Regions from separate parts of the Homo sapiens genome. Here region 1 is linked to region 2. Evidence: read pairs that join two places in POLR2A ChIA-PET (ENCODE). Cell type or tissue: GM12878. All regions are shown on one strand. Links, peaks and the distances in the headings refer to the core of each region. The heading gives the core; the rest is flanking DNA.

Region 1 (15,000 bases), core at 1-8,000, 62 kb after region 2:
GAAAGTGCAGCCGCCGGGCACTCCTGAGCCTGCAGCCTGGGCACCCCTGCCCACTGGCCGCCCGGCTCGCTGCGTCTCTCTCCTCCCTCTCCGGCTCTTTCTCTGGTTCTTTGGGACTTGCTTCCTGTCTCAGTCTCTCCTGATCTGGAAACCTCCGCGTTTGTCTTTTTTTTTTTTTTTTTTTTTTTTGAGATAGAGTCTTGCTCTGTCTCCCATGGCTGGAGTGCAGTGGCACGATCTCGGCTCACTGCAACCTCCACCTCCCAGGTTCAAGCAATTCTCCTACCTCAACCTCCCGAGTAGCTGATATTACAGGTGTGCACCACCACACCCAGCTAATTTTCGTATTTTTAGTAGAGACGAGGTTTCACCATGTTGGCCAGGCTGGTCGTGAACTTCTGACCTCAGGTGATCCACCCGCCTCGGCCTCCCAAAGTTCTGGGATTACAGGCGTAAGCCACCGTGCCTGGCCAGGTTTGTCTTTATCTCTGTCTCTGTTCTTCTCTCCTGGTACCTTTGTCTCTCTCTGTCTCTCTTCACTCTGTCTCTCTGTCTCTGCCTCTCTTAGCCTCTCTGTGTCTCTCTCATCGCTCTGTCCCTTTCTCCATCTTCGTGTCCCTCTCTGCTCCTCTGTTTCCTTCTTTCCCCGTCACTGTCTCTCTGTCATGTCTCTCTCTGTGTTCATCATTGCCTGTGTCTCTGTCATCGTGTCTCACTCTGTCTCCATCTCTCCGTCTCTAGGGCCCTCTGTTTTTGTCTGTCTCTTGCTGAATCGGTGTTTCTCTCCGTCTCTGTTTCACTCTCTCCCTGCCTCCTGGTCTCCTCTTGGGTCTCTCTCTCTCTCTCCGGGCCTCTCTATGCTTGTCTCTGCCTCAGTTTCTCTCTGCTGTTCACTGGCACATCTACGGACAGCCTGGTTCCTTCCGGTTCTACCCCAGTCCCACTCAGGGGTTGAGGGCCAGTGATCCAGAGACTGTGGCCACCCAAGGGTCAGAAGCCACTAAATAGCGCTCCAGCTGCGGCCATGCCATGGCATCTGTGCCCCAGTTCAGGCACTTGTGAAAAACGGAGACAGAGACTGACACAGAGGGAGAGAGAGATAATCAGAGAGACCTCGAGGCATTCAGCCAGGGATGGTGGGGGCATGTATTAAAAAAAATCAAAGAGACCCACAGGTGCAGAGAAACCGGAAAACACAATCAAGACACGGAAGTTAGAGCACAGAGAAATTTTGTCTCCAAATAGGCCATGACTGAAAGAGAAAAACAGCAAAGGATGGGCATGGACATGCCTGGGTGGCAGTGATGGGGTTACAGTGGGAAGGGCACCTGCCTTCAAACTGCAGTCCTGGGATGCAGGGGTCAGTCCTAGGAAACTGCTTCACTCCTCAGCCAGCTGCCTCCAGCCCAGGGAGGGGCCAAGGGGGGAGGGCGAGGTGACTCAGGGCCTCAGGGCTTCTTGTGACTCACCCTTGGTCTCAATCCTAGAATGGGGAGTGGAGGGAGAGAGGGGTTTGTGTAAAAGAGAGGGAGAGGGAATAGTAGAGGACCTCAAAATGCCTAAGAGGAAGGGTCCAGGAGGAAGAAGCTGGGGGTCTGGACTCCTGGTTCTGAGGGAGGAGGGGGTCTGAGGGAGGAGGGGCTGGGGTCTGGACTCCTGGGTCTGAGGAAGGAGGGGATGGGGTCTGGACTGCTGGTCTGAGAGAGGAGGGGCAGGGGGTCTGGACTCCTGGTTCTGAGGGAGGAGGGGGGCTGGGGTCTAGACTGCTGGTCTGAGAGAGGAGGGGCTGGATCTGGACTCCTAGGTCTGAGGGAGGAGGGGCTGAGGCCTGGACTCCTGGGTCTGAAGGAGGAGGATCTGGGGTCTGGACTCCTGAGTCTGAGGGAGGAGGGCTGGGGCCTGGACTGCTGGTCTGAGGGAGGAGGTGCTGGGGTCTGGACCCCTGGGTCTGAGGGAGGAGGGGCTGGGTCTCATACACTGGAAGAACTGATTCCAGAGTCTCCAGGATTTTTCCTTGGCCTTGTCCCAGCTGCACCACCTCTGTCGCAGCCCCATCTCCGGGCCTGGAAAGAACCCAGGTGCCTCGGGGCCCAGCAGGAAGGGGCCAGGGACAAAGAGTTGTTTAACTGGGCAGGCTGGTGAAGGAGAGTGAAGAGGGTGTCTCAGGCGGAAAGGTCATTCATCGCCCAAGGCTTGTGCAGGGAAAGGCAGGGCTGAGCCCCGAGGAAGAGATCCTGAAAGTCAGAGGTCAGTGGCGGCAAATCCTCCACCGCCATCTCTGGGACCTTGGAGCCTGGAAGCTCCAGGGCTTATAAATACTGTCACCTAGTGTTCACTTAGGCAACTGCAGACACTCTCCCTGTCCAGCCTGGTTTCTTGCCAACATAGAGCAAAACACCTACTGAGTGCCAGGCACTGCTCAAGGAGTTGGCGATATGTAATGAACAAAAATGGACAAAATTCTTGCTCTTGTGGAGTTTCCAGGCTAAAGGAGGGAGACCTCGTGATTCCATCAATCTCAGTCTCTTCTTTGCTCTCAGTCTTCATTTTTCTCTCTGTATATCATTGTCCTTGTTTTTTCTTTCTTTCTCTTTTTCTTTCTTTCTTCTTTCTCTCTCTCTTTCTTTTTTCTTTTCTTTCTTTCTTTCTTCTCTCTCTCTCTTTTTAATTAAAAAACATTTTTTTGGTCATAAAATCAGTTCCCACTATGTTGCCAGGCTGGTCGCGAACTCCTGGTCTCAAGCCATCCTCCTGCCTCGTCCTCCTAAGGTGCTGGAATTACAAGTGTGAGCCACTGCGCCTTGTCTTGCTTCTCTGTTTCTATCTCCTGGTCTTAGTCTCCAAGTGCATGCTTTTCTCCTTTCTCCTTTTTTCTTCATTTCTGCTTTTATTTTCTTCTTTGTATCTCTGTGTTCCCCGCCAGTTAAAAATGTATGTATATTATGTTATTACACAGAGACATACACCCACACTCTATATATAGTATATGCAGATATGTAGTATAGTATATGGCATAGTATACAGATGTATAGTGTATACAGATGTATATGATATACAGATATCTATATCTCACAATATGGAAGTCTAGAGACCTCGGTTTAAGCCTCGATGTGACCACTGACTTTATTCATTCATTCATTCATTCATTCAAGACAGAGTCTCGCTCTGTCACCCAGGCTGGAGTGCAGTGGCACGATCTTGGCTCACTGCAACCTCCACCTCCTGGATGCAAGCGATTCTCCTGCCTCAGACTCCCAAGTAGCTGGTACTACAGGCATGCACCACCACACCAGGCTAATTTTGGTATTTTTAGTAGAGACGGGGTTTCACCATGCTAGCCAGGCTGATCTTGAACTTCTGACCTCAGATGATCCACCTGCCTCAGCCTCCCAAAGGGCTGAGATTAGAGGGATGAGACACCACCCCCGGCCTAACTTTATTTTTGTATGGAATATGTTATACGTACAGCCTGGTTTAGAGACAAACCTGAGTTCAAACCTAGTTGCCATCCATAGTTGTGTGCTCTGTGAAACTTGTAAAAGAGGGATTATGTTTCCTATGTGACAGGGCTGCTTGAGGCTTAGGTGAGAGAGAATGTCTGGAGCCCTAACAGCAGGCCTGGTCTATGTTAAAGTCTTGTGATACATTGTCTCCCAAGTTGCCTGCCAGTGACTCCTCCCTTCCCTGCACTGGCAGGTGGCTTCTCCCACGAAAAGGAACAGTATGTTCCTTCTCCTTCAGTCTATCTGGCTCATGACTTGCTTTGACTAATAGAATGTGGCAAATATGACACTGAACCAGTTCCAGGTCCAGATGTTAAGGAAACTAGAAGCTTCTGCTTTTGTACCCTTAGAACTAGAAGACCACCATGCTGTAAGGAAGCCCAAGCTAGTCACATGGAGAGGCCATGCAGGGAGAATGAAGCTATCTTGGCTAAAGCCCCAGTCCTGTCCTAACAGAATGCAACCATGTGAATGACTTCAGGAGAGACCAGCAGAAATGCCCAGTCAAGCCTCAATCATGAGATTGTTTATTTTAAGACACTAACTTTTGGAGCGGGTTGTTACACAATAAAAAGTAGATTATTATACCCTTATGTTCATATCTGCATGTTTGAAGTTTTCCATAATAAAAAATATATATATATGGGCCAGGCATGGTGGCTCACGCCTGTAATTCCAGCACTTTGGGAGGCTGAGGCAGGCAGATCACTTAAGGCCAGGAGTTCAAGTCCAGCCTGGCCAGCATGGCGAAACCTCATCTCTACTAAAAATACAAAAAAAATTAGCCAGGCGTGGTGGTGGGCACCTGTAATCCCAGCTACTCAGGAGGCTGAGGCATGAGAATCACTTGAACCTGGGAGGCAGAAGTTGCAATGAGCCAAGATCGTGCCATTGCACTCCAGCCTGGGTGACAGAGTGAGACTTCAACTAAAAAAAAAAAAGTATATGCATATGTATGTATATGTGAATAGATAATAAAATAATAAAATGTATAATGCAAATTGCACTCCATACACTGCAGCTAGCATCATTTTGCTCCTAATTTTTTTGCCTATGAGCCTTTCTTGGTCAGTCTCAGCTTGGGTCTCAATTTTCTTGTCTGTCTTTCTCTATTGCTTTCTTTCTGTGTGTCTATTCCTATCTTGGCGAAACTCCTCCCATCACTTTCCTTTGCATTTACTTTGCTTTATCACATTGGCCTTGTTGCTGATTCTCAAACATACCAAGCTTTTTTCTGCCTCTGGGTCTTAGCATTTTCTGTTCCCTCTTCCTGAATGCTTGCACCTCCACTCTCTTCATGGGGCATTCCCTCACTTCATTCAGTTCTCTGCTCAAATATATATATGAATTATTATATATATTATAATAGTATACAATATATAATATCATATAACATATAATAAAAATAATACATATATCAATAATATATAAATATATAATCATATAATATATAAATATATTATATATTATATTTATATATTATATATAATTTATATATAATATCTAATAAATAATTATAATTTATATAATATATATAAATTTATATTATCATAAACATTTGTTTATATTTATATTATTATAAATATTTATATTTATAATATTATAAATATTTATATTTATAATATTATAAATATTTATATTTATAATATTATAAATATTTATATTTATAATATTATAAATATTTCTTTATATTTCTATTATTATAAATACTTATTTATATTTCTATTATTATAAACATATAATTATATTCATATTATTTACATTATAAAATATATATTTATATTATAAATATATATCATTATATTTATATTTATATTTATGTTTATGTTATTTATATTTATAAATTTATATAAATTTATATTATTTATATATTCATATATATTTATATATAATTTTTGTTTCCTATTTTATTAAATTTTTTTGAGACAAGGTCTTGCTCTGTCACCCAGGCTGGAGTAGAGTGGCACAATCATAGCTCACTGCAGCCTCAACCTCCCAGGCTCAAGTGATTATCCTGCATCAGCCTCCTAAGTAGCTGGGACTACAGGTACAAGCCACCATGCCTAGCAAATTAAAAAAAAATTGCTAGAAAAGGAGTCTTCCTATGTTTCCCAGGCTGGTCTTGAACTCCTGGACTGAAATAATCCTCCTTCCTCAGCCTCCTGAAGTACTGAGATTACAGGCATGAGCCACAGTATCCAGCCACTCTGCTCAAATATAATCTCTGCCTTAACCACCTCTTCAAAAACGGTCTCTTCCATCTCCCTCAATCATCCTACATCTTATTTCACTGCTTTATATTTTATCATAGAACTTATGACTATATAAAATGATCTCATTTTATCTGTCTCATTGTTTAAGGACAGGAACCTGGCCATCCTGTGTTCAGAACAGTGCCTGGCACATAGCAGATGCTCAATGAATATTTGTTGAAGGAATGCTCTTGTTCAATGATACTGATAGGCGTTTTTTGACTCTAGCCTCTTGTCCTGTTCCACACTGTTCAAGATGGCATTTCTTCATTTCCCTGTCTTTTGTCCTCCGTTAGTTGAGTTGCTGTCTGTGGTTCTGAGACCCAATACTGTGGATCTGTCCTTGGTGCTGACCTGGACTTCCACTTCCGCTTAAGCTTGGGAGGGTGGGGGAATCTTGGGAAGGGGCAAGGTTGTATGTAAAATCCAGACATTAAATAATCATTATCTGCATTACCAGAAGAAGAGAGATGTCTGGGTTCCCAAGTGGGTGTATGGGTCACTGTGAGTTAAATAGGTATTAGTTCTATCTATTATCTACCTTTTCATATATACATACATATTCATATATGTGTACATATATATTTATTATCGAGAACTTCAAACATATAGAAGTGAACAGAAGAGTATAATAAATCTCCATGTATCTATTTAACAAATACCAATTCGTGGTCAATTGCATTTCATCTGTGCTTCCATTTACTTCCTCACTTCCTATGTTATTTCAGTGTAAAACCTAGAGGTAATACCATTTAATCATATGTGGCATTTAAAATTGTTTTCTTTTTCTTTTTAGAGGCAGGGTCTCACTCTGTCACCCAGGCTGAGTGCAGCGGCCCAATCATAGCTCACTGCAGCCTCGACCTCCTGCCCCCAAGAGATCCTCCTGCATCAGCCTTCCAGGTAGCTGGGACTACAGGCGCACACCACTGCACCTAGTTACTTTTAAAATTTTTAGTAAAGACAGGGTCTCTCTATGTTGGCCAGGCTGGTCCTGAACTCCTGGCTTCAAGCAATTTTCCTACCTCGACCTCCCAAAGTGCTGGGATTACAGGCGTGAGCCACCAGGACTGACCTAAGACAGACTTACACATTGCAAGTCCGCAGATCTTAAGTGTATGGATTAATTCAGTTAAACCTGTATACAGACATGTGTGACCACCATCTCTATCAAGCTATCTCCATCACCACAAGAGGCTCTCTTGTAACCCTCCCAACTGATACACCAGAGATAACCAGTATTCTGAATCCCTATCACCAAAGATTAAAAAGCTCTAATATGGATGTCCAAAGACCTGAGCTCTAGCCATGTCTTTGCTTTTGACATTAAAAAAAAAATAGGTCTGGCGCGGTGGCTCAAGCCTGTAATCCTAGCACTTTGGGAGGCCGAGGCAGGTAGATCATGAGGTCAGGAGATCGAGAACACCCTGGCTAACACGGTGAAACCCCGTCTCTACTAAAAATACAAAAAAAAAATTAGCCGGGCATGGTGGTGGGCGCCTATAGTCCCAGCTACTCGGGAGGCTGAGGCAGGAGAATGGCGTAAACCCAGGAGGCGGAGCTTGCAGTGAGCCAAGATTGTGCCACTGCACTCCAGCCTGGGCGACAGAGCGAGACTCTGTCTCAAAAAATAAAAACAACAAAAACAAATAAATAAATAAAATATACCTTATATGCCAAAAGTGCATAAAACATAGTGGTACATTTTGGACAAATGATGTATTGTGAACCTCCATAAAATCAAAGGCACACCAAGAGAAAGTATTTGCATTCCCTAGAATCTCCTTATGTGCTCCTTTATGATCGGGAACCCCCAACCTCCAGAGGAAACCACTACCCTCACTTAGAAGGGACTTTAACTCCTCGTAGACCATAACACTCACACTCTGGTTTCTCAGTTCCTCCTTCTGCCTCCAGCCTTTTAATCCTAAATTGCCCTTGACTCTGGAAACCAGGCAGCATGAGAGGCCCTCTCACCATCCACCTCCCTGGTCTCCCTGCCTCCAATCTCACTCCCTCGGGCCTGTCTCCTGCATGGCCACAGGGAGAGCCTCATATCACCTGGCTTTGACCATGCCTCGCCCCTTCTCTATATCAGTCCATGTATCCCCATTGGCTGTAGGAGAAAGTTCAGAAAATGTTATCCCTATTTGACATTGTAAGCCCTTCAGGGGCACTGCCACATCTTCATTCACATCTTCTTCACTTAAAAAAAAATAGAGACAGTGTCTTACTCTGTTGCCCAGGCTGGAGTGCAATGGAGCGATCATAGCTCACTGCAACCTCAAATACCTGGGCTCAAGCAATCCTCCCACCTCAGCCTCTCTAGTAGGTGAGACCACAGGCATGCACCATCATGCCCCACTAATATTTTTAGTTTTTTGTAGAGATAAGGTCTCACCATGTTGCCCAGGTTGGTTTCAAAGTCCTGGGCTCAAGTGTTCCTTCTACCTTGGCCTCCCAAAGTGCGGGGATTACAGGAGTGAGCCACTGCTTCTGGCTTTCCTCACACTTTAAACACAGGTAGGTACTGAAAAATAGTTTTTCAAAGTGGTTGTTCTATTTTACACACATACTACTTGGATGTGAGAATCCCAGTAGCTCCACATCCTTGCTAATAAATGAAGCCTTTTATTTTACTTTTTTTTCTTTTTTTGAGATGGAGTCTCACTCTGTCGCCCAGGCTGGAGTGCAGTGGCGCAATCTCGGCTCCCTGCAAGCTCTGCCTTCCAGGTTCACACCATTCTCCTGCCTCAGCCTCCCATGTAGCTGGGACTACAGGCACCTGCCACCACGCCTGGCTAATTTTTTGTATTTTTAGTAGAGACAGAGTTTCACCATGTTAGCCAGGATGGTCTTGATCTCCTGACCTCGTGATCCGCCCGCCTCGGCCTCCCAAAGTGCTGGGATTACAGGCGTGAGCCACTGTGCCCAGCCTATTTTACTTTTAATTAAATTGTTTAGAGAGACGGGGTCTTGCTACATTGCCCAGGCTAGTCTCGCACTCCTGGGCTAAAGCAATCCTTCTGCCTCTGCCTCCAAAATTGCTGGGATTACAGGTGTGAGCCACTGTTTCCAGCAGGTGAAGCTTTTATTAGGTGAGTGCAAAAGTAATTGCGATTTTTGCATTGTTGGAATTTGCCATTTGATATTGGAATACATTCTTAAATAAATGTGGTTATGTTACACATCTTTTTTTTTTTTTTTTGAGACAGAGTCTCACTCTGTCACCCAGGCTGGAGAGCAGTGGCACGATCTAGGCTCACTGCAACCTCCGCCTCCCAGGTTCAGGCGATTCTCCTGCCTCAGCCTCCTGAGTAGCTGGGATTATAGGTGTGCACCACCATGCCTGGCTAATTTTTGTATTTTTAGTAGGGACAGCGTTTCACCATGCTGGCCAGGCTTGTCTCAAACTCCTGGCCTCAAGTGATCTGCCCACCTTGACCTCCCAAAGTGCTGGGATTACAGTTGTGAGCCACCATACCTGGCCTGTTATACATCCTTGTAATGGGCATTTCTTGCTTTATGTTTTTCTGCTAATGACTTATTACTTGATGTTTATTTTATGTTTATTTTAGACTCTGGAAATGATATTAGACAAAAAGCACATTAGAGCGACTTTCTTATTTCTTATTTGAGTTCAAAATGGGTCATAAAGCAGAGTTTGTTGAATCCTGAAGCACATATTTTTATACTACAGGAATCAACAAACTTATTTCTCATTGGCAAAAATGTGTTGATTGTAATGGTTCCTATTTTGATTAATAAAGATGTGTGTGAGCCTAGTTATAATGATTTAGAATTCATGGTCCGAGCTGGGCGTGGTGGCTCACGCCTGTAATCCCAGCACTTTGGGAGGCCAAGGAGGGTGGATCACCTGAGGTCAGGAATTTGAGACCAGCTTGACCAATATGGTGAAAGCTCCCCCTCCCCCTGGCCCCTGTCACTATTAAAAATACAAAAATTACCCGGATGTGGTGGCATGCATCTGTACAGTCCCAGCTACTCAGGAGGCTGGGACAGGAGAGTTGCTTGAACCCAGGAGGTGGAGGTTGCAGTGAGCCGAGATCGTGCCACTCCAGCACTCTAGCCTGGGCAGCAGAGTGAGACTCTGTCTAAAAAATAAATAAATAAAATGAAATTTATGGTCCAAAACCATAATTACTTTTGAAAGGCATCTCCCTCTCTGCTAAGCACTCAGGAAGGCATCTGGGTCGCAATACCCAAGCAGCTACATAGCCGAGTCCACAGTTTCACTTGGACCCCCCATACTATGAGTTCTAAGGCAGTCGGTGCACCCCTGTTCTACTTAGTGAGAGCTGTCAAGTATAAGCTTTTAGAAGTTTTTGAATCATTCTCATGACAAAGAACTGCCAATTGCTCATGTATTTCATCTCACAGGAGTCCTTGGCCACCATGCCTCAGGGATAATCTTCTATCTCAGAAGTACAGTCATACACTGCCTAACAACCCCTTGGCCAACGACGGACTGCCTTTATCATCACTGTGGCACCATAAGATTATAAAGAAGCTGGCCAGGTGTGATGGCTCACGCCTGTAATCCCAGCACTTTGGGAGGCTGAGGCAGGTGGATCACTTGAGGTCAGGAGTTTGAGACCAGCCTGGCCAACATGGTGAAACCCCGTCTCTACTAAAAACACACACAAAAAATTAGCTAGACGCGGTGGCTCATGCCTGTAATCCCAGCTACTCAGGAAGCTGTGGCAGGAAAATTGCTTGAACCTGGGAGGCGGAGTTTGCAGTGAACCGAGATCGTGCCAATGCACTCCAGCCTGGGTGAAAGAGCAAGACTCTGTATAAGAAAGAAGAAGAAGAAGAAGAAAGATTACTATGAAGCTGAGCGATTCCTTTTTTCCCCATTCCTCAGGCTGAAACCTATTTACCCTGTTCCTCAGGCTGAAACCTAGGAGTCATCTCAAGTACTCCTCAACCAATATATCAGCAGGTCCTGTCTTCTCCACTAATAAAACCTATTCCTTGCAGCCTGTTAAGGAGAAGCTAAATTTTTAAAAAATCTATTCATTTTCCAACTCCTTGCACTACCTCTGCCATCATCTCTTGCCTAGGTATATCATCTCTGCCTAGACTGGGGCAGTAGCCACCTCACAGGTCTAGCTTCCATTCTTGCCACAGGGAAGCTTTTAAAATGTAAAGCATGTACACAAGAGCACATGCTGTAGGATTCCATTCATATGAAGTTTAAAAATAAGCAAAATTGATCTGTGATAGAAGTTGGAGTCATGGTTATCCTTGGGGTGGGAAACTGACTCTGAAGGGCTATGAGGGAGGCTCTGGGGACATGGGCTGGAAATATTCTACATCTTGACCTAGGTGGAGGTTATTCAGGTATGTACATATGGAAAAATTGCAATTTATGCATTTTATTGTATATATTTTATACCTCAATGAAAATGTTATATCATATATTACATGTAATTATATGTGCATATAATTATATACACATACAACATATATATACACACATACACACACACACATACACCCTTATATATGATTATGGCAGCCTTCTACTTCTCCAACGCATTCTTTTTTTTGTTTTTTTGAGACAGAGTCTCTGTGTGTTGCCCAGGCTTCAATGCAATGGCATGATCTCAGCTCACTGCAACTTTTGCCTCCTGGGTTCAAGTGATTCTCCTGCCTCAGCCTCCCAAGTAGCTGGGACTACAGGTGCATGCCCGGCTAATTTTTGTATTTTCAGTAGAGACGGGATTTCACCATGTTGGCCAGGCTAGTCTTGAACTCCTGACCTCAGGTGATCCGCCCAACCCAGCCTCACAAAGTGCTGGGATTACAGGCATGAGCCACCACGCTGGCTCCAACACATTCTGTGTTAGTCTTGGATTAACCACAGAAACAGAACCAGTAGACAATCTATAATATAAGATTTATTGCAAAGAATTGGCTTATGTGGCCTGGCTAGGCAGGTCAGAAAGAGCAAGCTGGAATCTCAGGCATGGGCTGAAGCAGCTGTCCATAGGTGCAGTTTTTTTCTTCCTCAGAGAAGCCTCATCTCTGCTCCTAAGGCCTTTCAGCTGATAGAGTCAGGCCCACCCAAACTGTCTAGAACAATCTCCCTTCCTCAAAGTCAACTGATTATGGACTTTAATCACATCTACGAAATACCCTCACATCAACACACTGATTAGTGTTTGACTGAATAACTGGAACTGTCACATAGGTAAGCTGACACATCAAACTGGCCATCCCAACTTCAGACCACATTTGCAATAAAATCCAAAATCTGGCTGGGCATGGTGACTCACACCTGTAATCTCAGCACATTGGGAGACTGAGGCAGGAGGACTGCTTGAGCCCAGGAGTTTGAGACTAGCCTGGGCAGCATAGTGGGGGCCCCATCTCTATGAAAAATACAAAAATTAGCAGGGTGTGGTGGCACACACCTATAGTCCCAGCTACTAGGGAGGCTGAGGTGGGAGGATTGCTTGAGCCTGGGAGATTGAGGCCACGGTGAGCTGATTGTGCCACTGCACTCCAGCCTGGGATAGAGCGAGACCTTGTCTCTAATAAATACACAAGCAAAATCCAAAGTTCGCTTTGGATTGCTAGCCCATCAAAAAGGCTAGCTCCTTGAAGGTGGGAATTTTTGCCACTTTAGTTCCCTGCTGCATGCCCAGCAACTGGAACAGTGCCTTGCACATAGTAGGTGCTCAGTAAATGTGAAGGATGAATGAAGACATCCAGCTTCCCCTTGTATGTCAGGATGTAAAGACACCTGAAGCCCTTGTCACATGGCCTTACAGGAGCATAGGAGCGGAGTGTTTCTGAATTGCCCCCCTTCCCACAAGTCTACTTGCTGACATGGAGCGAGAAGACACGGGAGTCTACTCTTGCTATGCACTTACTCTGAAAATTGCTCTCTCACTGTGCTTTGGGCATCTTGTCTGTAAAACAGGAAGGTGTCTTAGTCCCTTCAGGCTGCTGTAACAAAATACCATAGACTGTATGGCTTATACACAACAGAAATTTATGTCTCATAGCTCTGGAGTCTGGGAAGTCTGCAATCAATGCACCAGCAGATTCGATGGCTGGTGAGAACCCACTTTCTTGCTTATAGGCACCTGCTGGCTGTGTTCTCATGTGGTGGAAGGGGCAAGGCAGCTCTCCAGGGCCTCTTTTATAAGGGCACTAATCCTATTCATGGGGGCTCCACCCTCATGATCTCACCACCTCCCAAAGGCCCCACCTCCCAGTAATATCACTTTGGTAATTAGGTTTCAAAAGATGAATTTTGGGGAGACACAAACATTCAGACAATAGCAGGATGCAACTTACTTTTTTGCTTCTCTCACTGAGTTGCTGGAAAGATCAAGTGGCAAAAAGCATGTGAAAGAACATGGTCAAGCATGTGCACAGAGAACATGCTAAAGGATCCCATCTCTATGAAGTTCATGCAGTTATGAAAGTGTCCTGCACTCATGAAAGTGTCCTGCACTCCTTGTGCTCCTTCCTCCCTCAGACCTTTGTCCAGGCTGTCTCCTCTACCTAGAATGCGCTTCCTCCTGCTTCTTTTTGCCAGCTACTATTGATCCTTTAGGATTTTGCTCAAGGGTGAATTCCTCCAGGAAGTCTTCCCTGATCTTTATAGCTTGGAGAATTTCACCTCGCTGAACTTTGCCTTGTGTGTTTTTCTGTGAAGTTAATCGGCACTCATGTGTTTAGGAGGTGGGGTTGCTTAGCAGTTCGTGGGGCTGGGAATCTGGTCCCTGAATCCATACTCACTAGATACACAAGCTCAACCAAGTGCTTTTGCCTCTCAGTTTGTTGACCTGTGACTTAGGGCTTATGACAAGTAGCCCATTTACACTGGGCCACTGCTGTGTCCCAAGTACTAAATGTTCATCTCGTTGAATCCTCACTGCAACTACTGTGAAGTAGTTCTTGTCATGTTATAGAGTTTATTTTCACCTCCACCTTATAGGTGAGAAAATATTGGCACAGAGAGCTCAAGTAACTCACCCACAGTCTCTGCAGGCTGAATGGTGGAGCTGGGATTTGAACCCATGCAGCTTAGCTCCAGAGCCTGGCTTAAGTAACTCACCCATGGTCTCTGTAGGCTGAATGCTGGAGCTGGGATTTGAACCCATGCAGCTTAGCTCCAGAGCCTGGCTTAAGTAACTCGCTCATGGTCTCTGCAGGCTGAATGGTGGAGCTGGGATTTGAACCCATGCAGCTTAGCTCCAGAGCCTGGCCTACTAACTGTTAGGGCATACTGCTTATTGGGCTTCTCATGATGACACTAATAAAGACATCATTGTATAGCTCCCTCCTAGAGCTGCGACAGGCTCTGGAGGGAGAGCACAGGAAGCCGTGTTATGGGGTGCCTGGTGCCTGGCTGGTGCTCAGTGAGTAACAGCTGTGATCAGAATTGCTCTTCATCGGGGCACGACATGGCTGTTTTGCCCTCCCCGGGGATGCTGGTGACTGTGTCCAGTTTCTTCCAGTACTGTTGGCCAGGTTGTGGGGCACAAGGGCGGGAGAGATGGAAGGCCAGAGGGACAGGAGTGCAATTCTTACTTTAACATCATTTTCCAGTGAGCTATGTGATAGGGGCTGAAGCAGCAAGAATGAGGTGTGTGAGCCCTGTCCCCAGCATCCTGGAGGGGCGGTCTATGCTGAGAGCCCCACCAGCAGGAGGACTGGGAGGAGCAGGGCCAGGACCTGTAGTGCTCGGGGAGGGGTGGTGGCTGAAGCACTGGTGAAGGGCTGGGTCATGGATTTCCTGTTGCAGAGGTACCCCTCACAGCAGGAGCCCTGGAGGTCGATGGCTGTCCAGGGGCTGGTGGTGCCCTCGGTGGTGCAGGAGGGCCGGTGGCAGGTTCTGATGTACACAGGGACTGAGAAATTGCCTGGAGGTGGGCAAAGCAGTGAGGAACGGTCAGAACTGAGGGAGACAGCTGCACCTGAACCTTCACCTTGGTAGCTAGGGCCATGCCTCGGTCCTCAGACTTGCTTCAGGTTTTCCTCCTAAGACCAGGGCCAGGCCTCCCTCAGACCAGGGCCATGCCTCTTCCCTCAGAACAGGGTCGTGCCTCCTCCCTCAGACCAGGGCCATGCCTCTTCCCTCAGACCAGGGGCCATGCCTCCTCCCCCAGACCAGGGTTATGCCTCCTCCCTCAGACCAGGGCATGGCCTCCTTCCTCAGAGCAGGGCCAGGCTTCTCCCTCAGACCAGGGTCTTGCCTC
Region 2 (15,175 bases), core at 7,133-15,132:
GCTCTCTTTCTTGGTCCACAATCATCCTGGGCTGCAATAATCTCCATTTTCTCGGGCCTGGAGCCCCTGAAGCAGTGCCTGGGTTTGATGCATCTCTGGAGCCCTAGCTGCTGCAGCAGAATGAATGAGGTTCCTGAATGGAGTCAGTGGGTTTCGGGGTTTCTGTATATGTTGTCAGTGTGTAACTGTGTCTCTTAAAGTCTGCACATCTGTGTCCCGGAATGTGTGTGTTTGCGAGGCTTTGGTAAGTGTGTGTTTGTCTGAGTCTTGCTTTCCTTCAGTGACTCTGTTGTTTTGTTTCGTTTAGAGACAGAATCTTGCTCAGTCACCCAGGCTGGAGTGCAGTAGCATGATCACGGCTCACTGCAGCCTTGAACTCCTGGGCTCAAGCAATCCTCCCACCTCAGCCTCCTGAGTAGCTGGGACTACAGATGTGCACCATCATACCTGGCTCATTTTTTTTTTTTTTTTAAGAGATAGGGTCTTGGCCAGGCACGGTGGCTCACGCCTGTAATCCCAGCACTTTGGGAGTCCGAGGTGGGCGGATCACGAGGTCAGGAGATCGAGACCATCCTGGCTAACACGGTGAAACCCCGTCTCTACTAAAAAATACAAAAAAATTTAGCCAGGCGCGGTGGCAGGCGCCTGTAGTCCCAGCTACTCGGGAGGCTGAGGCAGGAGAATGGCAGGAACCCGGGAGGCGGAGCTTGCAGTGAGCCGAGATTGCACCACTGCACTCCAGCGTGGGAGACAGAGCGAGACTCCGTCTCAAAAAAAAAAAAAAAAAAAAGAGATAGGGTCTTGCTATGTTGCCCAGGCTGGTCTCAACCTCCTGGGCTCAAGCAAACCTCCTACCTCGGCCTCCCAAATTGCTGAGATTACAGGCGTGAGTGAGCCGCCATGCCCAGCCACGAAGTAACTCTGTATTTGAGGCTCTTTCTGTGTCTTTCCCTTCTCTCTTGGGCCAGGGGTGCGTGTCCATGCATTTTGGGAAGGAGTCCTTGCTGTCTGCTGGTCTGTGTGCTCGGTGTCCGGGGAAGTCTGAGAACCATGTTGTTCACTCTCTTCAGCTCTGTGTGTTTGTGTCAGTCAGTGAGAGCATGAGTGAGTCGTGTGTCTTTTGCCCTGCACCTCCCTTTCACCTGTGGCTTAAGAACTCTGTACTATGCGGCCAACAGCCCACTCTTCCCCAGCTCTCAGGGTGGCTCTGAGCTAGTCTATTCCCCTTCTGGGCCTCTCTCTCCTTAGTTGTTCTCAGAGGCTCCTTTCCAGAACTGGCCTGCAGATGGTCAGGAAAATCCTCTGAGTAGCGTTATTGTAAATTCCCTACAAGAGGAGAATGGAGAAGGCCCTGTGGAGCCTGGCCTGGGCAGAGAGGAAGCCCGGAGGGGAGACAGGACAGAGACACTTATAAAGGACAAGAAGGGGCCGGGTGTAGTGGCTACACCTGTAATCTTAGCGCTTTGGGAGGCGGCATAACCTGAGGTCAGGAGGTTTGGGAGGCGAGGCAGGCGGATAACCTGAGGTCAGGAGTTCAAGACCAGCCTAGGCAACATGGTGAAACCCCACCTCTACTAAAAAAAAAAAAAAAAAAAAAAAATTAGCCAAGCCTGGTGGTGCATGCTAGTAGTCCCAGCTACTCAGGAGGCTGAAGCAGGAGAATCACTTGAACCCAGGAGGCGGAGGTTGCAGTGAGCCAAGATTGTGTCACTGCACTCCAGCCTGGGTGACAGAGCAAGACACTGTTTCAAAAAAAGAAAAAAAAGAAATCAATGACTAAATTATTGGGCTTACAAGATAGCAGATCAGCCTCCCGAGTAGCTGGGACTACATGCATGCACCACATCTGGCTAATTTTTGTATTTTTAGTAGAGATGGAGTTTCACCACATTGCCCAGGCTGATCTCAAACTCCTGGCCTCAAGTGATGCACTCGCCTCGGCCTCCCAAAGTGCTGGCATTACAGGCGTGAGCCACTGTGCCCACCAGCAATGACCGAATTTGTATCATCAACTTTCACACTTCTCTGGGGAACTGACAGTCCCCTGGGTGGAGGGTGGAGTGGTAGCAGGGCCAAGCCCTTGGAAACCAATCTGTGAATCTGAGACTTTGTCCTTGGGGGGTGATGGAGACCATGGAGGATTTTGAACAGGTCTTGGTGTTAGAAAGATCTCTCTGGAGTCTTCAGGGGAACTGGAGGGCCCAGTGTGAGTGGGTGGTGACCCCATGAGCAGCTGGGGCTTGGGGTCCCTGCTCCACCTCCGGGCCCCACCCCCTGACATCACTGTCGCATTATTGCACCAGGTCTGGCTGACCAATAAGCTGCTGCTTGCTATGATAATGGGTCCTAGCAACGGTGTCTGACCTTGGCTAAGAGGGAAGGAGATCCTATCAGTGGGGAGAGTGTGAGGGGAGAGGGAGAGCCTGCAGGGCAGGTGAGTCCCCCAGGGCTCTCTCGCTGGGCCCCTGTGCGTGGGCGGAGCAGGAGCTTATGGTCTAATCCGGACCCCCTCAGCCCAAATTCCAACCACTGACTTGTCTGCCCCTTGCTGCCAGGACCTGTTCCAGGTTCCTACTCTTCCCACCGCAGACCATACTAGGGAGAGGGCACACCCAGGATAGGAGGCTCAGATCTGGAGGCAACAATGTCTTTTTTTTTTCCTTTTTTTTTTTCTGAGACGGAGTCTCGCTCTGTCGCCCAGGCTGGAGTGCAGTGGTGCAATCTTGGCTCACTGCAACCTCCGCCTCCTGGGTTCAAGAGCTGGGACTACAGGCATGCGCCACAACACCTGGCTAATTTTTGTATTTTTAGTGGAGATGGAGTTTCACCATGTTGGCCAGGCTGGTCTCGAACTCCTGACCTCAAGTGATCCACCCACCTCGGCCTCCCAAAGTGCTAGGATTACAGGCGTGAGCCACCATGCCCAGCCGGGAACAATGTCTTAAGGACATATTTCTGTGGGGGGTGGAGTGGGGTAGCAGAGGATGGGGTGAGTGGTAGGAGGTGAAGAGACGGGGTGCAGGGGGCAAGGAGACAATGCAGGAGGCAGGGACATGCAGCTGAAGGGAGAGTAGCTCTCTAGGTGGGTGAAGGAGCCTGGGGACCTGGGTTGGGGTCCTGGCTATGCCTCTGGATGAGGAGACCTCATTTGTCTTGTCTGAGCCTCAGTCCTTCTCCCTGTCAAATGGGGACAGTGATCCCAGACATGAGCAGCTCTCCCAGGGCACCCTGAAGACCCTTAGTGAGTAAATGTATTTTAGAGATGATGGGCCAGAGGAGGGTGAGTGGGAAGAGGGAGGACCAGGGAAGCTCCTGGTGAGGAGGAGGGATCTGAGGGGGGACCATCACGACAGGAGCTCTGGGCGGTGGGAGGGGAACTGAACCCCGGGAGGCAAGGGCTGCCATGGCAGGGGTGGGGTTTCATGGAAATGACTCCTGGTGTCCAGGTGGTCCCCATGTCTGGCTTCCCGAACCCAAGGGCGTCTGAACCCAAAGTCAGCCTAGGGCTAGCTGAACGGGGTTTGTGGGCATCACAGCAGCCCTGCGAGGTGGGGAGGAGTATCCCCCACGGGGCAGCTGAGGCTCAGACAGGGCGAGGACTTGCTCAAAGTCACACAGCTAAGAATATTACTAATGATAAGAATAATGACGATGATGGTGATGCCAATGACACGAGGCACCTGCCCTGAGCCAGGCGCCGTTTTATGGGCTGCTTTATGTCATAACTCATTCAAGTCACAGAGATCCTAGGAGGTGGTTTGCCAGGATTGTAGGTATCATTCTCAGTGTTCAGATGAGGAGAGTGAGGAGAGAGTTAAGTAACTTGCCTCACATCACTCAGTAAGTATGTGGTGGAGCCAGGATTTGATCCCAGGCAGTCTGGCTCCGGGTCTGGGTCCCCTCCACCCTACCCTCCAATCCCAGCCACCGCAGGAGTGCAGCTGTTTCCTCTGAATGGGCCTGTACCACCCTTTCCTATGCAGCCCTGGCTATGTAATTTGCCCTGGCTATATAATTTGCAAGGCCCAGTACGAAATGAAAATATGGGGCCCCTGGTTCAAATATTATAAAGAATTTCAGGCCAGGCATAGTGGCTCATGCCCTTAATCCCAGCGCTCTGGGAAGCTGAGGCAGGAGGACCTTGATCTCGGAAGTTCAAGACCAGCTGGGACAACATAGTGAGACTCCCATCTCTACAAAAAATTTAAAAAGTAGCTGGGCATGGTGGCATGCGCCTGTGGTCCCAGCTGTTCAGGAGGCTGAGGTGGGAGGATTGCTAGAGCCAAGGAGATCAAGGCTGCAATGAGCCATGATCGTAGCACTGTGCTCCAGCCTCGATGACAGAGAGACCCTGTCTCAAACAAACAAACAAACAAACAAACAATTTCAGCTAGTGTCAGCAGAGCATTAAACCAAGCACTGGGCCATTCTAAGCACAGAACCCTCCAGGGCACACATACACCCAGAAAACTGACCTGTGCCTAGGTTACCCTGGAGACTCCAATAGTGCTCCAAGAGGCTGCTTGGTGGTCATGCCCATTACCCAGAGAGGTGCTTCATTTTGCCCCTGGTCACACAGCAAGTTAGTGGCAGAAAAGGGATGTGAACCTGGGCCTGCCAGACCCCAAAGCCCTCTAACTTGTGCCAAAAATGTGTCCCCAATTCTTGAAGGAAAAAGAGAGCTGTGGGCTTCCAGGGCGACTCCCTTCACATCCGTGGTATCTGTCTCTCCCTGCCCCATGCCAAGGCCCAGGAGGTGTGAATGGCTCCCTTCTCCTCTGCAGGCGCTGAGGATCACGCATCCTGTGACTCTCCCCTGTCCCCCGCCACCCTCTGAACCACTGGCCACCATGGCTACTTCAAAGTTGCCCGTGGTGCCTGGGGAGGAGGAAAACACCATCCTTATGGCCAAGGAAAGGCTGGAGGCCCTGCGCACAGCCTTTGAGTCGGGTGACCTCCCCCAGGCCGCCTCTCACCTCCAGGAGCTGCTGGCCTCCACGGAAAGCATCCGCCTGGAGGTGGGCGTCACGGGCGAGTCGGGCGCGGGCAAGTCCTCCCTCATCAATGCCCTGCGTGGCCTGGAGGCCGAGGACCCTGGCGCGGCTCTCACGGGCGTCATGGAGACCACGATGCAACCGTCGCCCTATCCACACCCACAGTTCCCTGACGTGACCCTCTGGGACCTGCCAGGAGCCGGCTCTCCAGGCTGCCCGGCTGACAAGTACCTAAAGCAGGTAGACTTCAGCCGCTATGACTTCTTCCTGCTGGTCTCCCCCCGCCGCTGCGGGGCCGTCGAGACCCGCCTGGCCGCTGAGATCCTGTGCCAGGGCAAGAAGTTCTACTTTGTGCGCACCAAGGTGGACGAGGACCTGGCGGCCACGCGCACCCAGCGGCCGTCGGGCTTCAGAGAGGCCGCTGTCCTGCAGGAGATCCGAGACCACTGTGCCGAGCGGCTGCGGGAGGCCGGCGTGGCTGACCCTCGCATCTTCCTGGTGTCCAACCTCTCGCCGGCCCGCTACGACTTTCCCACGCTGGTGTCCACCTGGGAGCACGACCTGCCCTCCCACCGGCGCCACGCTGGCCTGCTGTCGCTCCCCGACATCTCGCTGGAGGCCTTGCAGAAGAAGAAGGCCATGCTTCAAGAGCAAGTCCTCAAGACCGCCCTGGTGTTGGGCGTCATCCAGGCCCTGCCGGTCCCAGGGCTGGCGGCCGCCTACGATGATGCGTTGCTCATCCACTCACTGCGTGGCTACCACCGCAGCTTTGGTCTGGACGACGACTCGCTGGCCAAGCTGGCCGAGCAGGTGGGCAAACAGGCAGGTGACCTGCGCTCGGTCATCCGCTCCCCACTGGCCAACGAGGTCTCGCCTGAGACTGTCCTGCGGCTCTATTCCCAGTCGTCCGACGGCGCCATGCGGGTGGCCCGCGCCTTTGAGAGGGGCATCCCTGTGTTTGGGACGCTGGTGGCTGGCGGCATCAGCTTTGGCGCTGTCTACACCATGCTCCAGGGCTGCCTCAACGAGATGGCTGAGGACGCCCAGCGTGTCCGCATCAAGGCCCTGGAGGATGACGAGCCGCAGCCGGAGGTCAGCTTGGAAGTGGCCAGTGACAATGGCGTGGAAAAGGGGGGCTCCGGGGAGGGAGGTGGGGAGGAAGCCCCACTCTCAACCTGCAGGAAGCTCGGCCTCCTTCTTAAGTACATTCTGGACAGCTGGAAGAAACACGACTCAGAAGAGAAATAAAGAGTGCAGCCCCGCCCCCCTGCCTCACCCACAAACTAAGTCTTAACAAAATCCAAATTACCAACAAAAAAGGCCGATGTGGTGAATGTGAGGGCTGCAGTTGCCTGGGGGGTGGGTGTGGAGGGAGCCTGTGTCCCTGGCAGGCAGGGGAGCCGGCGTCCTGGGCAGGGCAAAGGAGGGGGCACTGGGGAGGGGAGGAGGGAGGCAGGTGGGCCCAGGGCCAACAGGGGTGTAGTGAAAGGGGACAGGAGTGCCCTGGAGAGGGAGGTTGGAGACATGGATGGTGGGCCCAGGGTTCCCTGGTGGTGTCTTTCTCCCTGGTCCCCAAGTGGCCAGGAGGAATTTGTGGGGCACAGGACAGCAGGGCCAAGACAGGAGATTGCATCCTGCTAAGGTGCTTTCTATTTTATTTTATTTTATTATTATTATTTTTTGAGATGGAATCTTGCTCTGTCACCCAGGCTGGAGTGCAGTGGCCCGATCTCGGCTCATTGCAGCTTCTGCCTCCCAGGTTCAAGCAATTCTCCTGCCTCAGCCTCCTAAGTAGCTGGGATTATAGGTGAGCACCACCAAGCCCAGCTAATTTTTTTTTTTTTTTCGAGACTCAGAGCCCAGGCTAGAGTGCTGTGGCACAATCTTGGCTCATTGCAACCTCCACCTCCCGAGTTCAAGCAATTCTCCTGCCTCAGCCTCCCAAGTAGCTGGGATTACAGGCACACGCCAACACGTCCAGCTAATTTTTGTATTTTTGGTAGAGAGGGGGTTTCACCATGTTGGCCAGGCTGGTCTTGAACTCCTGACCTTGGCCTCTCAAAGTGCTGGGATTACAGGCGTGAGCCACTGCACCTGGCCCCTGCTAAGGTACTTTAGTTTCAATCTCATGTCCGTGTCTGAGAACCCAGTGTACCAAAGACAGCCCCAGGGGCCTGGGATGAGCACAGTGGTGTCCAGCAATGGCTAAACAGGTTGGGGAGAGTGGGCATCCGTGCCTGCCTGCTGCCTGGGAGCCATGGAGGGGTAGGGGGTGGCAGGGAGAGGGAGGCCAGGCGGCCACAGGGCTCACCTCCGTGTGGTGCTTGAGAAGACAGAGAATGGCATGGTGAGAGAGTGACTGGATGTTTCCATGAACATCGGAGGAGAGAGGAGGCCGACGATGCAACTCCGTGGCCTAGCATGAGTCTTACTCCAGAAGGAGGGCGGGTGTGTCTCAGAGCAGGAAGGCACATGGTGTTGAGACATCTGGCGTGTCTGTGATTGGGAAGAATCCTGGTCTCTCCATGATTAAAAAAAATTTTTTTTAGAGACAGGGTCTTGCCCTGTCGCCCAGGCTGGAGTGCAGTGGCGTGATCACAGCTCTCTTCAGCCTTGACTTCTTGATTTTGATGCTGTGAGTCTAAGATTGTGACTCATTTGCTGAGTCTGGGGTCACCTGTCTCTGTGGGATTGGGTCGGGGTGTGCGCGTGTGAATACTGGGACCTGCTGAAAGGCCCTGGGTCTTAACGGGAGGGCAACTATGTGTTGAGCTTTCTGACCAGACTGGTCAATATGGAGAAACCCCATCTCTATTAAAAATACAAAAATTAGCTGGTGTGGTGGTGCCTGCCTATAGTCCCAGCTACTAGGGAGGCTAAGGCAGGAAAATCGCTTGAGACCTGGAGGCGGAGGTTACAGTGAGCTGAGACTGTGACTCCGCACTCCAGCCTGGGTGACAAGACTCTGCCTCAAAAAAAGAAAAGAAAAAAAAAAAGCTAAGTTTAGAGATTCATGTCTACATTTTTATTTTTCACTTTGACACACTCAAACCTAACTTTCCCCTGCTCAAGACCAAATTAAAAAGTAACCATAACAATAAAAGTCATAACAATGCCCAGAGTGTCTGAGGCATCACCAATAATAATACTGAGAGTGTAACCACACGCAAGGCTAAGTACTTTATATTAGCTAACATTTATTCATCACTGCTAGGTACTCCTGGTTCATAACACCCTGGAAAAGAAGCTTCTCTTACTGTTTACATTTGGCACTGAGAGAATGATTAAGTTGCTCGGCCAGGTGTGGTGGCTCATGCCTGTAATCCCAGCACTTTGGAAGGCTGAGGCCGGTGGATCACCTGAAGTCAGGAGTTCGAGACCAGCCTGACCAACATGGTGAAACCCTGTCTCTACTAAAAATACAAAAATTAGCCAGGCGTGGTGGCAGGCACCTGTAATCCCAGCTACTTGGGAGGCTGAGGCAGGAGAATTGCTTGAACTGGGGAGGCAGATGTTGCAGTGAGCCAAGACTGTGCCACTGCACTCCAGCCTGGGCGACAGAGCAAGACTCTGTCTGAAAAAAACGAACAGAAAACTTACCCAGGCTGTTGTAGGGAGGTGTCAACCAGTATTTGCCCAAGCTTCTATTATCTAATTATGACATTGCTGGAGACCATCAACAATTAAAGGATTAGGAGCATAAATATTTTTGCTTTTTTTTTTTTTTTTTTTTGTGAGACAAGGTCTCACTTTGTCATCAGGATGGAGTGCAGTCACATGATATCAGCTCACTGCAACCTCCACCTCCCGGGTTCAAGCGATTCTCCAACCTCAGCCTCCTGAGTTGCTGGGATTATAGGCATGAGCCACCGTGCCCGGCTAATTTTTTTGTACTTTTAGTAGAAACGGGGTTTCACTGTGTTGGCCAATCTGGTCTTGAACACCTGGCTTCAAGTGATCCTCCTGCTTTGGCCTCCCAAAGTGCTGGGGTTACAGGTATGAATGACCATGCCCAGCGTATTTTTGCATTTAGTTAAATTCTGGTTTTGGGCAGTTTTAAGATCTAATTTCAATGTCTTTTCTGTAGACTGCAGTCACTTTTGGGGTGAAACAGGGAATCTGAACATGTATGTCTCAAAGTTTGACTTTGTGGCTGGGCGCAGGGCTCATACCTGTAATCCCAGCACTTAGGGAGTCCGAGGCAGCAGGATCACTTGAGCCCAGGAGTTGGAGACCAGCCTAGGCAACATGGCGAGACCCTGTCTCTACAAAAAATACAAAAAACTAGCCAGGCATGTGGCACGCGCCTGTAGGCCTAGCTACTCAGGAGGCTGAGGTGGGAGGATCACTTGGGCCTCAGAGGTCAAGGCTGTAATGGGCCATGATCGTGCCACTGCACTCCAGCCTGGGTGACAGAATGAGATCCTATCTCAAAAAAAGAAAAAATAGGCTGGGCGCAGTGGCTCACGCCCGTAATCCCAGCATTTTGGGAGGCCGAGGTGGGCGGATTACTTGAGGTCAGGAGTTCAAGACCAGCCCGGCCAACATGGTGAAACCCCATCTCCATCTCCACTAAAAACACAAAAATTAGCTGGGCGTGGTGGCAGGCACCTGTAATCCCAGCTACTTGGGAGGCTGAGGCAGGAGAATCGCTTGAACCCAGTGGGCATAAGTGGCAGTGAGCCGAGATCATGCCACTGCACTCCAGCCTGGGCAAAACCCCATCTCAAAAATAAATAAATAAATAAATATGAAAGATGTGGATACAGAAGTCAATGCCCTTTAGTTTGGCAGCACAGGGATTGGTGAGAAGGACTTAATGTGGCTCTTTCTGGTAAGGCTGGATAGAATTCTTGCGTACGTGTCTTTTCCAATAGACAAAGTCGCCAGGCTGCAGATCATGGTGTTGTAGGTCTTTGTCTCCTATGATTGTGCTGTGGAAAGATTGTTCTATCAAAATATGATTTCTATCCATTGCTTTATTAATGCCTTTACCTTAGTAAGGCTTTATTAATATTGAAGTATGTCTGTTTTGTTTTTTTTTGTTTTTTTGTTTTTGTTTTGAGACAGTGTCTCCCTCTGGTGCCCAGGCTGGAGTACGGTAGCGGGATCTTGGCTCATTGCAACCTCTGCCTCCCGGTTGAAGTGATCGTCCCGTCTCAGCATCCCGAGTAGCTGGGACTACAGGTGCACACACAACTACACCCAGCTAATTTTTGTGTTTTTGTAGAGACAGGGTTTTGCCATGTTACCCAAGCTGGTCTCGAGCTCCTGGACTCAAGCGATCCCCTTGCTTCAGCCTCCCAAAGTGTTAGGATTTTACGAGTGTGAGCCACTGCACCCAGATGGATATGTCTCCTTTTATCAATTAAGGGTCAAAAGCAGAGGAGGCCAAGTGCATAGGATGGCCTGTGACTATTTCCAAAGGTGAAAGTTTATGAGCCCCAAAGAGAGTGGCCCTTAGATTTAATAATACCAAAGGAGGAACTTAGGTCAAGGAAGGTGTAGATAAATTCTGCCAACTGGGTTTTTTGTTTTTTTGTTTTGAAATGGAGTCTCACTCTATCACCTAGGCTGGAGTGCAGCGGCTTGATCTCAGCTCACTGCAACCTCTGTCCCCTGGGTTTGAGCAATTCTCCTGCCTCAGCCTCCCAAGTAGCTGGGATTATAGGCGTGTACCACCACACCTGGCTAATTTTTGTATTTTTAATAGGGATGGGGTTTCACCATGTTGGCCAGGCTGGTCTTGAACTCCTGATCTCAAGTGATCTGCCTGCCTCAGCCTTCCAAAGTGCTGGGGTTACAGGGGTGAGCTACTGTGCCCGGCCATCCAACTGGGTTTTTATAGTTCCCCTTGTTTGTTCCACTGAGCCAGAAGATTGGGGATTGTAGACAGTGGAAATGCTGAGAAATTGGCCAAACTGAACTCACTTGTTTTATTATATGGCCAGTAAAATGGGCTCCTGATCACGATGTACTTCAAGGGGAGTTCCCTAGGTGGGAATACTTTTTTTCCAGGAGAATTTTGGCCACAGCTGAAGCAGTGGCTTGTCTACCAGGAAAGCCTCTACCCAATAGGAGAATGTGCAAACTGTTACTAGTACATATATATATATATATATATATATACACACACACACACACACACACACACACACACACACACGGAAGTGGGTAGTTGGATAAAATCCATTTGCCAAACCTTGAAGGGCCCATTAGGTAGATTAAAATGTCCAGGATCGGGATGTACACATTTTCCTGAGTTAAACTTACGGCAGGTGGCACAAGTGCCAAATAGGCTTTTTTTTTTTTTTTTGGCAGCTTTTTTTTTTTTTTTTTTTTTTTTTTTTGAGAGAGGGTCTCATTCTGTCACTCAGACTGGAGTGCAATGGCACGATCTCCACTCACTGCAGCCTTGATCTCCTAGGCTCAGGTGACTCTCCCACCTCAGCCTCCCCAGTAGTTGAAACTACTTATTTTGATATTTTTAGTAGAGACACGATTTCCCTATGTTGCCCAGGCTGGTCTCGAACTCCTGGACTCAAGCAATCCGCCCCCTTCGGCCTCCCAGAGTGCTGGGATTACAGGCCCGAGAGCCACTGCACTTGGCCAGTACAGCTTCTTTTAATGTCACTCCCCCTAATATTGTTTCATAAAACAATTTGTAAGTTCCCCAGTGGGTCAGATTATGTACTGTAGTTAAGAATATTGACTTGGAGAGAACTGGTTATCAGGCCTTAAACACAGCTTTTTTTTTTTTTTTTTTTTTTTTTTCAAATCATTGAACTAGCAGTGTGATCTTTCCAATTTTGTTCTTCCGTTTCTGGTGCCCAATTTTGTGCATCTTTGGTAATCATTTTTAGATCACCTTTTGGTGGCTCTTTTAGCTGGGCCTCAAGAGAGATTTGAGGAACCGAACCTTTAACAGCAGCATCCTTTGCGGCATTATCAGCCAAGACTGTTTCCTCTAGCTTCCGCAGAGGTTAACCTTGAATGTCCGGGAGTTTCCATAATAGCCAAGGCAGCTGGCAGCTGGATGGCATCCAGTAAGTCCCGTACATAGGATCCATTTTTAATTTGACCTCCAGTGGACGTGAGTAAACCCCTTCATTTCCATAGCAGTCCAAAATCAGGAGCAACCCCAAAGGCATATCTACTATCTGTATAGAGTAACAGATTGCCCTTTCACGAGGAGGCCAGCAAGGGCAGTGAGTTTAGCTTTTCGTGCAAAAGTAGCCACAGGGGCCAGGCGCAGCAGCTCACACCTGTAATCCCAGCACTTTGGGAGGCCGAGGTAGGCAGATTACTTGAGGTCAGGAGTTCAGGAAGACTGGCCAACATGACGAAACCCTGTCTCTACTAAAAATACAAAAAAATTAGCTGGGCATGGTGGTGGGTGCCTGTAATCCCAGCTACTCGGGAGGCTGAGGCAGGAAAATTGCTTGAATCCAGTGGGCAGAGGTTGCAGTGAGCTGAGATTGCGCCACTGTACTCCAGCTTGGGCAACAGAGCAAGACTCCATCTCAAAAGAAAAAAAAAAAAGTAGCCACAGGTAAGGGGCGGCTTCAGCAACTTCGAAGGAAGTGGTAACTACATATCTTACACAGTTTTTACCATTGTCATCTTTCAGATACGATCCATCTATATCCATAGTTCAGCCAGTTCAGCATTATCTAGCGGAAATTCTTGTAAACATTTTTTAGGGAATCAAAAGATAGTGTCAAACAGTCATGGAGAGCTGTGTGCAGTGGCTCACACCTGTAATCCCAGCACTTTGGGAGGCCAAGGTGGGTGGATCACCTGAGGTCAAGAGTTCGAGACCAGCATGGCCAACATATAGTGAAACCCCATCTCTATTAAAAATACAAAAAATTAGCCAGGGGTGGTGGCGGGCACCTGTAATCCCAGCTACTCGGGAGACTGAGGCTGGAGAATCACTTGAACCCGGGAGGCCAGAGGTTGCAGTGAGCCGAGATTGCGCCACTGCACTCCAGCCTGGGCAACAGAGCTAGACTCCGTCTCAAAAAAAAAAAAAAAACAACCTGTGGGCCTATGCCTGTATTCCCTTAGGCTTTCCCATGGTGGTTGTGGATTGGCTATTTTAAAGAAAACACGCTTGAAGGGGGAACTTATTTACATCGCTCTGATGTTGACCATCCCATAGGGCCATGGTCAGCCACTGTAGGATGTTGTTGGATTTTGGATTGGTGAGATGAGGAACAAGTGGGCTAAACTGCAAGCCACAAGGGGAAGGGGAAGTTTTACTAGGCCAAGGTGATGAGGTTTCGTTGAGTTTCAAACAATGTATGTCAGGCCTAAAAGTGGATGCCAAGGCAGCAAGTATATTGTAACACATTTATGACAGGCATGCAGAGGGATTGGAGAATGGGTAACTCAGGGTGAAAATACTCCCTCCCCTGTTCTGCTAAGGGTCACCACGTTCTGAAGCTGGAGAACTAGGGGTCAGGCAACCCATGGCAAGTACAGCCCAGCCAGCCCTCAGCCAGTTCAAGATACTGATGCTGTCGTGAGAGGCAGCCAGGGCTCTGACGGAGGCCCGCAAGATGGGGAATCTGCCAGCAGTTGCTGCCAAGTTGCAGGCCACACTTTGTTCACGGGAGAATGCAGGCTGCACGCTGGCACTACCAAGGGCACAGGCTCAGGCAAGTTGACCTGTCAATATCATGAGAGGCTACGAAATAAAGACCCTAACTCAGCCTGCATGGCTGTGATAGAAATGGCTGTGGACCCTACACCCTACCCGCACCCACGGTCATCATCAGACCGGCCAGGCATAGGCACGCCCACTTTTTAGGCTGACAAGTACCTCCAGCAGGTGCTGCTGGACCGTTACATCCTCATTATCATTGCATCAGAGCATTTGACCACCGGCCATGCCCAGCTGGCTCGCGAGATCCTGCAGCAGGGCGTTTCTCCTTCCTCTGCTCCAAGATGGAGTTTGCCACCCCCAAAGCTGCCACCCCAGCACCTTCTCTGAGGAGAGTGGGCTCAGCCAGATCCTGGATGGCTGTCAACAGTAGCTGGAAGGTCAGGGACATGCTCTGGGGTACTGGTGGCAGAGAAGGAGAGCCTGGACCCTTGAGATACTGCCCACCCCTTCCCCTTCGTCTTCCAGCAGAGGCCCAGAGTGGGAAAAGAGGTCACCCCCGGTACCAGCGCATGACTGAACTAGACTTTGTAGTGAAATAATGCTTTTTAGCTGCCATTCCCTAACAGTCGGCACTTCTCAGTCACTGGTGATAGAGACCAATCGCTTGCATTAAGGAGAAAGAGTATGTATTGGCTCATTTATTTGCAAAGTTAGAGGATTGCAAAATGCTATGTGCCCAATGCAGACCTGGCACCTGTGGATGATGGTGGCATTTAACATTTATTGAGGCTCAGCATAGGTCAGGCACTGATATGGTTTGGATCTGTGTCCCCACCAGATCTCATGTCAACTTGTAGTTTGTAGTCACCACTGTTGGAGGTGGGGCCTGGCGGGAGGGACGGCATCATGGGGGTGGTTTCTCATGGTTCAGCGCCAGCCCCTTGGTACTGTCCTCACAATAGTGAATCTGTTGTAAGAGCTCGTGGTTTCAAAGTGTGTGCCACCTGCCCCCTCTTGCTCCTGCTCTGGGCATGTGAAGTACCTGCTCCCAGTTCACCTTCCGCCATGATTGTAAGTTTCCTGAGGCCTCCCCAGAAGCCGAGCAGATGCCAGCACCATGCTTCTGGTTCAGCCTGCAGAACTCTGAGCCAATTAAACCCCTTTTCTTTATAAATTACCCAGTCTCAGGTATTTCCTTACAGCAATGCAAGAACCGACTAAAACAGACACCATTATGAACTCAATTAATCACCACAACACCCCTAGGAGGTAGGTACAATCATCACCTTATTTTGCAGACAAAACAGATGCCCAGCAAGCTTTAGCAACTTGTCCAATGCCACACAGGTGGTAGATGGCAAGGCTGGGATCTGAACATAGGCAGCCTGGCTGCAGGGCTGACATTCTTAGGCCAAGTGCTGCGCTCATGACAGGCGCTTGAGCCCAGGCAGCTGCCAGCACAACATGGCCTGCTCCAGTGTAGAAGCTGATTGAGCGGTGCTCATGTTTCCTGCAGTGGAGGGTGAGAAGGATACCAATGTATTCCTGTGTCTGAATTGAAAAGCGTGAG

Evidence for each region. ChIA-PET counts read pairs that join two places held together with the same protein. Peaks named below come from ENCODE experiments on the same cell type or tissue, not always from the same donor. Only the 100,000 strongest peaks of a DNase experiment are listed, where the experiment ranks them.
Region 1: POLR2A ChIA-PET joins it to region 2 with 11 read pairs; 7 of 35 experiments call an interaction of 5 or more read pairs at or near these places.

Annotation. Positions count from the first base shown.
Region 1 is chr19:43,783,166-43,798,165 of GRCh38, forward strand. LYPD5 (LY6/PLAUR domain containing 5) reads right to left here. Exons shown (of 5, transcript NM_001031749.3): 5 at 12,762-14,664. The coding sequence ends at 14,426. Among named protein-coding and RNA genes, the nearest start is that of KCNN4, 9.7 kb to the left of the region's middle. RefSeq lists cis regulatory regions at 1-40, 2,041-2,488, enhancers at 1,252-1,546, 1,534-2,035, 2,036-2,535 and a silencer at 1,252-1,546. In GM12878, for the core only: a CTCF peak has its summit at 2,331 (motif pointing left); no DNase peak of the experiment used is centred there; H3K27ac peaks cover 1,705 bases.
Region 2 is chr19:43,713,709-43,728,883 of GRCh38, forward strand. It overlaps SMG9 (SMG9 nonsense mediated mRNA decay factor), which reads right to left. Exons shown (of 14, transcript NM_019108.4): 14 at 14,275-15,175. IRGC (immunity related GTPase cinema) reads left to right here and starts at 2,368. Exons shown (of 2, transcript NM_019612.4): 1 at 2,368-2,434; 2 at 4,785-6,313. The coding sequence starts at 4,851. The coding sequence ends at 6,242. RefSeq lists an enhancer at 2,341-2,841. In GM12878, for the core only: no CTCF peak of the experiment used is centred there; DNase peaks (open chromatin) are centred at 11,943 and 13,273; H3K27ac peaks cover 1,678 bases.